Linked DNA regions of Homo sapiens: all the other regions are linked to region 1. A link is a contact called in ENCODE Hi-C or POLR2A ChIA-PET data. All regions are on one chromosome and are shown on one strand. Each heading gives the region's core, a stretch centred on a gene start or an enhancer-like site at or near the end of the contact. The rest is flanking DNA. Distances are from core to core; before and after follow the strand shown. Region 1 holds the start of MED18 (mediator complex subunit 18). Region 2 holds the start of FAM76A (family with sequence similarity 76 member A). Region 3 holds the start of EPB41 (erythrocyte membrane protein band 4.1).

Region 1 (3,839 bases), core at 928-3,427:
AATTTACCCTTCTTTAAAATACCAGCTAAAATCTGGGTAAACCCTATGGTGCCTCAAATGACCTGTAATTCACTGGACTTTCTATGCTGCAATTAGTGTCTGTATAGGAAAAGAGAGGCCAAAGAAGTTCACAGCCTCCTCTAATCATTACAGCACTTGAGAGCTGGTCACTCTGCCCAATCTTGTGAATCACCAGGTTGATCAGGAGGCACATCCTAAACCCTAGGGCATACGCAATCCTTGTCAATCTTCTTTTCCTACTTAGTACACTCTTTCACGATGATCTCATTCAATGTCATGGCTTTTAGCTACCATCTATGAGGCTATGGTTTTGAAATCTCTATCTGTAGCCCATTTCTCTCCCCTGAACTTTGCCATTTGGGTGTCCCACAGACACCTGATGCTCAGTGGGTCTACATATGAACTCATCTTTCCTGTCTCACCCACACTGCTCTGTGTTTCCTAGCTTAGAGAAAAAAAGTGCTACGATAGCCACCCAAGACATCTGTGACTCCTTCATCTCTGTCTTTACCTCTGGTTAGTCATTAAAGAATTATTTTCCATATATATATAGAGGACAGAGTCTTGCTCTGTAGCCCAGGCTGGAGAGCAGTGGTGCAATTTCAGCTCACTACAACCTCTGCCTCCTGGGTTCAAGCAATTTTGGTCTCTTGACCACCTGAGCCACCTGAGTAGCTGGGACTACAGGCGTGTGCCACCACACCCGGCTAATTTCCTCTTTTTACTTTTTTTTTTGAGCCGGAGTCTTGCTCTGTCGCCCAGGCTAAAGTGCAGTGGTGCGATCTCGGCTCACTGCCAGCTCTGTCTCCCAGGTTCACACCATTCTCCTGACTCAGCCTCCCAAGTAGCTGGGACTACAGGCGCCCGCCACTACGCCCAGCTAATTTTCTGTATTTTTAGTAGAGACAGGGTTTCACCGTTAGCCAGGATGGTCTCGATCTCCTGACCTCGTGATCCACCCCCCTCGGCCTCCCAAAGTGCTGGGATTACAGGCGTGAGCCACCGCGCCTGTCCTCTTTTTACATTTTTAAAATCTTTTTCTGACATTTGTTTCTCAGCTGGAGTTGTACCAAAGCGCCTAACTGGTCGTTTTTCTTTAATTTTTTTCCAGACAGGATCTCCCTCTGTTGCACAGGCTGGAGTGCAGTGGCGCTATCTCAGCTCACTGCAACCTCTGCCTCCTGGACTCAAGCAATCCTCCCACCTCAGCCTCCCAAGTAGCTGGGACTGCAGGTGCGAGCCACTACGTTCAGCTAATTTTTTGTATTTTTTGTAGACACAGGGTTTCACCATGTTGTTCAGGCTGGTCTTGAATTCCTGAACTCAAGCCATCTGCCCGCCTTGGCCTCCCAAAGTGCTGGGATTACAGGCCTGAGCCACCGTGTCCGGCCTGGTCTTTTTTCTCTAGGCTCTCTCCTTTCCCAAACTTTTCTCCATGTTGTAGCCAGGGTTCTTTTAAAGCTCACATGTATTCTTTGGTATGGCACTGCAGAGTACTCCTGGATCTGGACCTACTCCTTTTCCAGACTCTTTTTTTTTTTTGAGACAGAGTCTCTCTCTGTAGCCCAGGCTACAATGCAGTGGCGCGATCTCGGTTCGCTGCAACTTCCGCCTCCCGCGTTCAAGCGATTCTCCCACCTCAGCCTCCCTAGTAGCTGGGATTACAGGCGCGCGTCACCATGCCCGGCTAATTTTTGTATTTTTAATGGAGACGGAGTTTTACCATCTTGGCCAGGCTGGTCTCGAACTCCTGACCTCAAGTGATCCGCCTGCCTCGGCCTCCCAAAGTGCTGGGGTTACAGGCGTGAGCCACCGCGCCCAACCCCTCAGTTCTTTTTTCTTTTGAAACCCACTATAATCTCTGTAAGTCCTATCAGTTCCAAGAGACTTTCTACACAAATACATCTCCAGGTTGTCAAACCTAAAAAGATTTTCCTAGAGCATGGCCTATGACGTCAAGGATCCAGGTAGCGCCCGGAGGAAAGCGCCAAAGGAGGCCGCCATCTTTCATACAGCAGCCCGGAATTTTGCGCATGCGCCTCTGATTGTCTGTCCGCAATGAAGCTCTTCGGCCTTCTCGGCACCCATACGTTTGGGAACGGCAGTTTCGAGGTTTGTGAGACGTCGGCTTCCGACCGGAAGTGAGAAGAGGAGGAAGTTGGCTGGTTGCACCGATCTGGGGGCTTCCCGGGCTCGGGTAACCGGAGTGCTGGTATCTAATCGTCGCTCAAAAGCTCCTAGGTGCGCGGGTGGATATAATTCCCGGCTTCTCGAGAAGACACTACAGCCTCAAGGAGGTGTGCTTCTAGTGTTTAATTGGATACGTGTTATGGATGCCGGCTTAGAAGGACCTATATACCATCATCTTAAAATAACTTCCCCTTGGCTCTCTCTCTCTTTTTTTTTTTTTTTTTTTTTTTGAGACGGAGTTTCGCTCTTGTTGCCCAGGCTGGAGTGCAATGGCGCGATCTCGGCTCACCGCAACCTCGCCTTCCGGGTTCAAGCGATTCTCCTGCCTCAGCCTCCTGAGGAGCTGGGATTACAGGCGCTCGCCACCAGGCCTGGCTAATTTTTTGTATTTTTAGTAGAGTCGGGGTTTCTTCATGTTGGTCAGGCTGGTCTCGAACTCCCAACCTCCAGTTGATCCGCCGGCCTCGGCCTCCCAAAGTACTGAGATTACAGGCGTGAGCCACCGCGCCCGGCCTTGGCTCTCTTTAAAAGGCATTTTTAGGCTAGCCGCAGTGTGGTCTCCCGCCTGTAGTAGTCCCAGCTACTCGGCTTGAGCCCAGGAGTTCGAGGTTATAGTGAGCTAGGAACTCCCCACTGCACTGCAGCCTGGGCTACAGAGCGAGATCCTGTCACCAAAAAAGAAAAGCGTACGGGGGAAGGCATTTTCAGAGAGATAGAACGCCTAGATGTTAGTTTGGTCCAAACTCTGCTACCAACTTGCTGTGTGTATCCTTCTGTCCCTCTCCAAGTCTCAATATCCTCATCTATAAAACGAAGGTCCCTTAAGTCACTTTTTCAGTTCTTCTGAATTTTGTTGCCTCTTTATTATCTCGTTTGAGCCACATAGCCTTGGGAGTTAAAAATCACTGGCCTTTGGCCGGGCACGGTGGCTCACACCTGTAATGCCAGCACTTTGGGAGGCCGGATCACCTGAGTATCACCTGAGGCCAGGAGTTCGAGGCCAACCTGGCCAACATGACGAAACCCCGTCTCTACTAAAAATACAAAAAAAATTAGCTGGGCTTGGTTGCGGGCGCCTGTAATCCCAGCTACTCGGGAGGCTGAGACAGGAGAATCGCTTGAACCTGGGAGGCAGAGGCTGCAGTGAACAGAGATTGCGCCATTGCACTCCAGCCTGGGCGACAAGAGTGAAACTCCGTCTCAAAAAAAAAAAAAAAAAAAAATCACTGGCCTCATTTTATAAGGAAGACATTGAGTCCCAGGGTGAGGGGTTATAGATAGGACTTTCTCAAGATTGCACAGGTAATGTGGAGGTTTCAGAACTTGAGACTAGAAGGTAATGCTGTAACTCCATGACCAGATCTCCTTTCTATATTTCTGTGTCATCAGTTCCTGGAACTGGCCATATAAGGAAATACTCAAACGTTTTTGAATGAATGAATCTTTGATTTGAAGGCCAGTGCCACAACAGATCTGGTCTCTCTCCACCACTTTGATGTATAAACAAGTGAACTCTTTTCCAGGTATATCCCGTGCCTTACCTGACTGGGGGCTCTGAGTCCAGTTGTGTTGTCTTCAACTTAGACACCATGGAGGCACCTCCAGTCACCATGATGCCTGTCACTGGG
Region 2 (3,839 bases), core at 488-2,987, 600 kb before region 1:
AGGCTGGTCTTTTTTTTTTTTTTTTTGAGACGGAGTCTTGCCCCGTAGTCCAGGCTGGAATTCAGTGGCATGATCTTGGCTCACTGCAACCTCTGCCTCCCAGGTTCAAGCAATTCTCTTGTCTCAGCCTCCCGAGTAGCTGGGACTACAGGCGCCTGCCACCACGCCCGGGTAATTTTTGTATTTTAGTAGAGACAGGGTTTGACCTTGTTGGTCAGGCTGGTCTGGAACTCCTGACCTCAGGTGATCCTCGGGTGATTCACCCGCCTCGGCCTCCCAAAGTGCTGGGATTACAGGCGTGAGCCACCGCGTCCGGCCGACCCAGGCTGGTCTTAAATCCCAAGGCTCAAGTGATCCTCTGGCCTCAGCCTCCCAAAGTGCTGGGATTACAGTTGTGAGCCATCCCGCCCCGACTCATGTACTGGTTTTGATTCTCACAATGACCTCATTGTACAATTGAGAAAAACGAGGCCGTGAGAAGTTCAGTGATAGATCCAAGGTCATGTAGTTAGTTGTGGAACAGTGATTTGGAAACTTTGCTTTCTGATCCTAATGATTAATGCACATCTTTGGGGGATCCTACAAGGAAGCAGCCAGATTTGGGTTCAGAGAGAGTAAATTTTTTTTGTTGAGGCAGGGAAATAGAAGCCATTAAGTCAGTTTTTAATTGTAAAAAGCGCACGTTGAGGTAAAACTGCAATTAGTCCTGTACGGGTGGTTGGCAGAGCCAAGAGTAACCTATGCCCAAGAGCAGCTACAAGGCAGGACTTGGATAGGTCAGCAGTGCAGGAAGCTTTGCCAACACCTCAAGAACAAGAAGTCTGTCATTCCTTGGGCAGCTCCTATACATGCCAAGCTGGAGCCAAAGAGAGGCAGGGGAGCCCGGAGGGCGTGGCTTGCCTTCCGGAAGTCAGGCCTCGTCAGGAATCACCAGGTGGTTGCTTGCGAGAGAAGCTGGGGGTGAAACCGGAGAAAACAAAGTAGGAAGCAGGTCTGGGCCAATTGCAGCCCACTCTGATGGGGGCCTGCAGGCCACCGGACGCCTGAATATCTGTCCAATCCCTCCTGGAAGGACTGCCATCTCTTTAGTCCCTCTTCCGCAGCATAGGGGTGCTCTCTCTGGGGCTCTCCTTTTCTCTCCTAAGGCCCACAGCCCCACAGTTCCCTATTTAGGTGTCTTAAATTGAGGACACACTTCTAAATTGTCCCTCAGAGTCTCGTCTCCTCCTTTGAGCGAGGCTGGGCGGGCTCCTCCTGCTCCGATTATGAGGAACTTCTTTCCCAAGCTCCCCACCTTCTTTGGGCTTGGACGGCTGCAGAGTTCCAGTTAACTGTGCGCCGCCTTCGTTCCAATTGTACCCCTCGTGCTCCCAGAGGGCAGCTCCATGGAAACCAAAACATCACAAATCCCCGAAGGTATCGCGAGAAGCGCAGATGCGCCTGAGGCCGTGGAGAGGCGGAGCGAGGGCGGGAACGCTGAGCAAGTAGGGCGGAGCCTAAGCTCTTCCGAGGTCCCGGCCGGGAGCCTGTCCCCTCCAGGTGGCGCCCCCGCGTGACTGCGCTTTACATAATCGCGGCCTGGAGCGTCACAGTGGCGTACTCCAGGCCAGACCGAATCAGAGTGGGCGAAAGCTCCGTGTTCCGCCCCTTCCCACTTGATCGACGTCAAAGCCCACCAGTGAGCGGGCGTCTAGAGTCGCCGTGCCCGCCCCAGCCCGCCCGGGTCCGCCCCGACCCGCCTGCGCCCGCCCGCCTGCCGCAGCCAGCAGCCTGCAGCCGCCGCCGGGTTGTGCCTCAGACTGTCAGATAAATCGGCGGGCCGGGCCGGCGGGTCGGTGAGCGCGGCCCGGGCCGGACATGGCGGCGCTCTACGCCTGCACCAAGTGCCACCAGCGCTTCCCCTTCGAGGCGCTGTCTCAGGGGCAGCAGCTGTGCAAGGTGCGCGGGCTGGGGCGGCGGCCGGGAACTGGGGACGCAGGAGGCGCGGCCCGGAGCTCCAGATTCTGTGGGGACGCCCGGCGGGGTCCCCGGAGCAGGGTGTGGCAGGCCCGCCAGGCTGAGGAGCCGCACCCACCCCGCTGGGGGCCGGCGGGGCACGTGCGGGAGCCGGGACCCGGTCCAGGCTCCCGCGGCCGGCGTGTCCGGGTGCTTAGCAACCGTGGGGATTGTTCTCGGACCCCGTGAGGTCGGGGGAGGGACAGCGGGTCCCCTGCTTGCCCTGACTGGTCGCCTTCGGGATCCCTTTGCGCTGCCTCCCCCGCCGCCGCGGTCTCCCTGGTGGGGACCTCCTGCCCCTCCTGGGACTGAACTCCAAAGTTGGGTGCTGCCTTGGAGGAATGTGTCGAACTCGGGCTCCTCACGGGCACTTTTCGACCAGTTTCAGAATCGGAGGTAGCAAGGCTTGATTTTTTTTTTTTTTTTAAGCATCTCACTTTTCGGCCAGTCTCAGAATCGGAGGCAGCAAGGCTTTATGTTTTAAAAAAGCCCCACAGTCAGGCTCACAGATCCGAGGGATCACTTCTCAGCATCCAGTTGGTGGTCTTCGGTCTTCCCTGACTAGCTGCTGATCAGTTTTTGCTCCTGAAGGTCCAACTTCTCTTTTTCTTTTAAGTTGCTTTATCCCACTTTTACTTTTTAAGTGACTAGAGGTGCTGTGAGGCAACAGTTAAAAAGTCACCAAACTGGCTGAAGAATAATGTTGAGGTTATCCAATAATCCAGTTTGTGTCTCTGATTTGGATAACTCATAATTGTCACTTTTGCCTCAGATGGTCATGACTTTCCATTTGCCAGTTTTTATATACCAGGTCTGGGGGAATGCAAGTGCTTGAGTGCCCTTTTTGGCCTCAAAATATGTATATATGATTTTAAGGAAGTTATGTATATATAAATAATAATTTTAATCCAGCACTTTCATTTCACAAGTAAACCGCAAAATCACACAGTGGCAGAAGAACCAGGCCTGGAATTCAGGGCTTCTGATTCCCAGTCTGGGACTTGTTCATATATATGTTTGTTTTACAATTTATGGCTAGTTCCATATAATCCATATAAGTTCTTACTTAACTCCCACATCAACAGTAGGGAAGTGATGCCAGTATTACAGAGGAGAAAAATAAGGCCCAGAAAGTTTAAGTGACTCACTCAAGCATAGTAGCTATGCTAGAAATAGTACCCAGGTCGGCTTCCTACTGAAGGCTGTTTCCATTTGTGACTGCCTTTTAAAATTATATCCTCATTTCATTTCAGGAATGTCGGATTGCACACCCTGTTGTGAAGTGCACCTACTGCAGGACTGAGTACCAGCAGGAGAGGTAGAGTTTTGTTGACCATGAAAGATATTAATAGGCTTTTTTCCTCTTAAAATCTGTAATTGATTGCATTTCATGTACAGATGCTATAATCAGTTGCATTGTAAAATACAGATCTGTAATCAATCACATTATATACAGACTATAATTGCTAAATATTTAGGTCTATGATCCATCTTGAGTTAATTCATGTGTGGGGTGAGATATACAATGAAGGGTATATAATACATGTATTGTTTCCTAGTTATTATCCATTGATTGCTTAAATTTTTTTTTTTTTTTTTTTTTTTTTGAGATGGAGTCTCACTCTGTCACCCAGGCTGGAATGAAGTGGTATGATCTCAGCTCACTGCAACCCTTCCCTCCCAGGTTCAAGCGATTCTTATGCCTCAGCCTCCCAAGTAGCTGAGATTACAGGTGCCTGCCACCATGTCCGGCTAGTTTTTTTGTATTTTTAGTAGACGGGGTTTCACCATCTTGGCCAGGTTGGTCTTGAACTCCTGACCTCGTGATCCACCCGCCTCAGCCT
Region 3 (3,839 bases), core at 720-3,219, 590 kb after region 1:
CTCATTTAATTCTGTTTTCCTTTTTCTTTTTTTTGAGATGGAGTCTTGCTCTTGTCACCCAACCTGGAGTTCAATGGCATGATCTCGGCTCTCTGCAACCTCCACCTCCTGGGTTCAAGTGATTCTCCTGCCTCAACCTCCGAGAATAACTGAGATTACAGGTGCCTGCCACCAGGCCCAGCTAAGTTTTGTATTTTTAGTAGAGATGGGGTTTCACCATTTGGCCAGGCTGGTCTCGAACTCCTGACCTCAGGTGATCCGCCTGCCTCAGCCTCCCAAAGTTCTGGGATTACAGGCATGAGCCACCATGCCTGGCCTAATTCTTACAGTAACTCTGTGAGGTGGGAACTATTATTATCCTTCTCCCTCCCCCAACCCTCGTTTTTGTTTTTAGGGATGGAGTCTTGCTCTGTTGCCCAAGCTGGAGTGGAATGGCATGATCCTAGCTCACTGTGGCCTTGAACTCCTGTGCTTGAGCAATCCTCCCACCTCAGCCTCCCACTATAGGTGGGAGTCCCAGCTACTTGGACATATTATCCCCTTTTATGGTGTTGAAAAATGAGGCACAGCCGGGCGCGGTGGCTCAAGCCTGTAATCCCAGCACTTTGGGAGGCCGAGAAGGGCGGATCACGAGGTCAGGAGATCGAGACTAACACGGTGAAACCCCGTCTCTACTAAAAATACAAAAATTAGCTGGGCGTGGTGGTACACGCCTGTAGTCCCAGCTACTCGGGAGGCTGAGGCAGGAGAATCGCTTGAACCCGGGAGGCAGAGGTTGCAGTGAGCCGAGATTCCGGCACCGCACTCCAGCCTGGTGACAGAGCGAGACTCCGTCTCAAATAAATAAATAAATAAATAAAAGAAAAATGAAAATCAAACCATTAGAAAAGGCTGGAGACTAAGAATTGAACCCAGGCAATCTGTTTCCAGAGGCTGTGCTGGGATCGTGAAGGGGCTGTGATTAGATATCAGGAATGTCTAGCTGGCATCTACAGACTCTGCTGTCAGATGGCCTGGCTTCTTATCCTGTCAGTTTTAAGTCTCTCTGCTTCAGTTTCCTCATCTCTAAAATAGAACACCAGATCCTATCTTACCTTCTAGGTATCATGCTTAAAACAAAAGCCTTCTTTCTGCACTGTGGGTCCGAAGCCTGTTCACAGACCAGCCTAGCAGGGAGTAGGAAGGGTCAAGGGGTCTCTGACACTTCTGGAAGGAAATAAAGACACACTAAGCAATTGTCAGAGCAACCCTCAGTTCATCTGGAGACCAGACCTCGGAAGCTAGGTCTTTATAATGTTGAGATTGCCAGGGGGGAATTAGGAGATCCTTAAATGCAGAAGACAGGTTCAATCTTGGCGTGGTCTCAACACTTAGCTTCCATTTCAGGCCTTACACAGCTGGCACGAGAGGTAAAGTCTCATCGAATGTCAGGGTTGGAAGGGCGCCTAGAGACAGTCAAACTAGTGGATGGGGAAACTGAGGTACAGAGAAGCTGAGTGACTTACCCGAGGTCACTAAGCGTTTAGGGGGAGTCAGTTGGGGTAGCCTGGCTACAACCTCTACGCGAGTTACTTCCCTGAGGCTTCCAAATCTCGGCCTCTTACTTGGAAGGAGGAAAGGGCCTCACCGTCCAGGGCTCTAGCTGCCTCATGCCCCACGTGGGTGCTGCGGGATCCCGGAACACCCCGGCTCCAGACCGGGTTCGACTTGCGCGTGCGCACACGCGGCCAGCCCCTTGCCTTTTCCTCTCTCTTTTTCGTTCCCCTCTCCTCTCCTTACCGGCCTAGGGGAGGGGGGAAACAAGGGGAGCTAGAAGTTGGCCTCAGCCAATGGGCGGACGGGCCGCGGGCCCGGCCCCCTCCTTCCCTCCGGCGCGGCCCAATAGAAATTTACTACAATGTTGTGGCGAACTGAGGGGGAGGGGCGCGGGCCGGCGGGCGGGCTGCGGGCCGGGCTGGCCTCGCCTCGCAGAGGGAAGGCGGGAGGGCGCGCGCCAGGGTCGCTCGCTCGCTCCCTCCCTCCGCTGGTGCGTTTAGTCAGTCAGCCAGCAGCAGCCGGCGGGCCCGCGAGCCGCAGAGGGCCCGAGCCTCGGACGCCGGCGCCTCCTCCTGCCATTGTTCGTCGGGCTGCAGCAGTGGCGGGCGCAGGAGCCCGGCCCCGGAGCCACCGGTGAGGCGAGGCGGCGGCGGCGGCGCGGGAGCCGGGGCGGTGGGCGTGGAGCTGTCCCCGTGGGGACGGTCCTGGCGGCCGCGGCGGCGCTGCAGCCTCTTTGTCTGCAACCCCCGACAGGCCCCGGGCCGGGGCGCGGGCTCTCCCGCGGAGGAGCCTCGTGTGCACGCCGAGTCGCCAGCCGGGACGCGGCCCGAGGAGCGAGGGGCGGGCCAGAGCCGCTGAGGAAAGGGGAAGGGGTTGCGTCGCGGGAGTGTTGGAAAGTTAGGCTTGAGATGTATTTTTGACGGTCCCCTCGGGTGCGTCAATCACGGTGCGGTGTGCAGGAGCCTCGGGAGGAAACCAAATGCGGAGAATCGCAGGTTTCAGACGGTGAAGGTGTTGCGTGCAGCCGCGGAGCGATTTCTTCCTGGCGAGGGAGCTGGGCTGTCTGCAGAAGTCAGGCGGAATCTGAGGACTGCAGGGAGCCCTGGCAAGACTTCGCAGGCCTTCCCGCCACCGACGCCTGCATCATTGAAAAACATGTTCCCCCTTAGTCTTCTGGGTTCCCAGCGAGCAGAGGGTTAAATCTATTCTCTCAGCGTCGTGACCTCCTTTTTCAGTTCGCGCATCTGTCGGCTTGGAAATCTTCCTCCGTGCTCGCTGGGCTGCTGTACCTGTGGAGAGGCCGGGTCTGGGCTCGCCCTCCGAGATTGACCAGCAGGCCATTATTCCTGGGGAGGTTTTGCCAAAACAGGTCATGCTCCCCAAGAACAGGCATTCTCTTGAGAAAAAGTGATCTCACGTGAAACAGATTGCTGATGGACTGGTTTCTGGCCACATGATAGCGACTGTCATCCTGTTGTTTCTTTAACTGTACCCTGTACCCTGCCATAAATGACTAGTCTGTGGAGACTTGTTTTTTGGCATGTAGTTGTTCATTAGGAGATAGTTTTTTCTTTTTCCTTTTTTTTTTTCAGATGCTTTTTTTTTTTTTTTTTTTTGTAGTCTGGGTGATTTCACAGCTGCTATTTTCTTCCCTTCTGTTTTTAGGGAAAATTGCAAGAAATGGTTGTGTCTTGTGTCTTGGATATTATTATAGTGGATTTATACTCTCTTGAGGATGTACTGTAGTCAATGCTGTTGCTCATTGTTGTTTTCTGTATTCTCAGTCCTGGCAAAAATTTTAGTTGGTTTGATCCCTTTAATCAAAAGCAGGATATATAGCCCGTATATGTTTCTTCCCGTCCCAGTTTTGTTAATGTAGCACTAACCCCTACTTTTTATGGAAACTTGATGTACTCTTCATTTTCCTTTTCTGTAAATTGAAAGTGTAATCAGTTCTTCGCCAGTTGTAAAATTTTTGGTTTGGGGTGTTATTAATATAATCCATGTAGCGTACATGCTATCTGGCGTACAGTAAGCACTCAATAAATGGCAGATTCAAAAATAGATGTAATAACTGAACACCAGATTGCCTTAGAATCAAAGTAGTTAATTCAGTGTGCTTTCTATAAGAAGCTTATAATTAAGGTAAATATAGATATTATTCATACACCTGGGGAAACAAGTACAGTATATCTTTGGCACTATTAAAAGTGAACTATGTCGGGCACGGTGGCTCACGCCTGTAATCCCAGCACTTTGGGAGGCCAAGGCGGGTGGATCACTTGAGGTCAGGAGTTCGAGAC

The links. A loop is a pair of places that touch in the nucleus more often than their neighbours do. ChIA-PET counts read pairs that join two places held with the same protein, here RNA polymerase II (POLR2A). Pooled maps may share reads with other maps.
Region 2: a loop to region 1 is called in a pooled map, with 12 times the contacts of the local background. The contact joins the promoter of FAM76A here to the promoter of MED18 in region 1. A Hi-C loop is called at or near these places in 1 of 37 single-sample maps with no recorded cell type and 7 of 50 pooled maps. POLR2A ChIA-PET finds 5 or more read pairs at or near these places in 4 of 52 experiments (CD4-positive, alpha-beta T cell, activated B cell, activated T-cell and 1 more).
Region 3: a loop to region 1 is called in a pooled map, with 7 times the contacts of the local background. The contact joins the promoter of EPB41 here to the promoter of MED18 in region 1. A Hi-C loop is called at or near these places in 1 of 37 single-sample maps with no recorded cell type and 6 of 50 pooled maps. POLR2A ChIA-PET finds 5 or more read pairs at or near these places in 4 of 52 experiments (B cell, CD4-positive, alpha-beta T cell, T-cell and 1 more).

The regions. Positions count from the first base shown.
Region 1 is chr1:28,326,863-28,330,701 of GRCh38, forward strand. It overlaps MED18 (mediator complex subunit 18), which reads left to right and starts at 2,178. Exons shown (of 3, transcript NM_017638.3): 1 at 2,178-2,318; 2 at 3,735-3,839. The coding sequence starts at 3,801. RefSeq lists enhancers at 2,212-2,719, 2,720-3,227.
Region 2 is chr1:27,724,224-27,728,062 of GRCh38, forward strand. It overlaps FAM76A (family with sequence similarity 76 member A), which reads left to right and starts at 1,738. Exons shown (of 9, transcript NM_152660.3): 1 at 1,738-1,938; 2 at 3,249-3,313. The coding sequence starts at 1,858. RefSeq lists silencers at 1,082-1,724, 1,563-2,262.
Region 3 is chr1:28,912,600-28,916,438 of GRCh38, forward strand. EPB41 (erythrocyte membrane protein band 4.1) reads left to right here and starts at 1,970. Exons shown (of 21, transcript NM_001376013.1): 1 at 1,970-2,169. RefSeq lists a silencer at 1,735-2,394 and an enhancer at 2,615-2,774.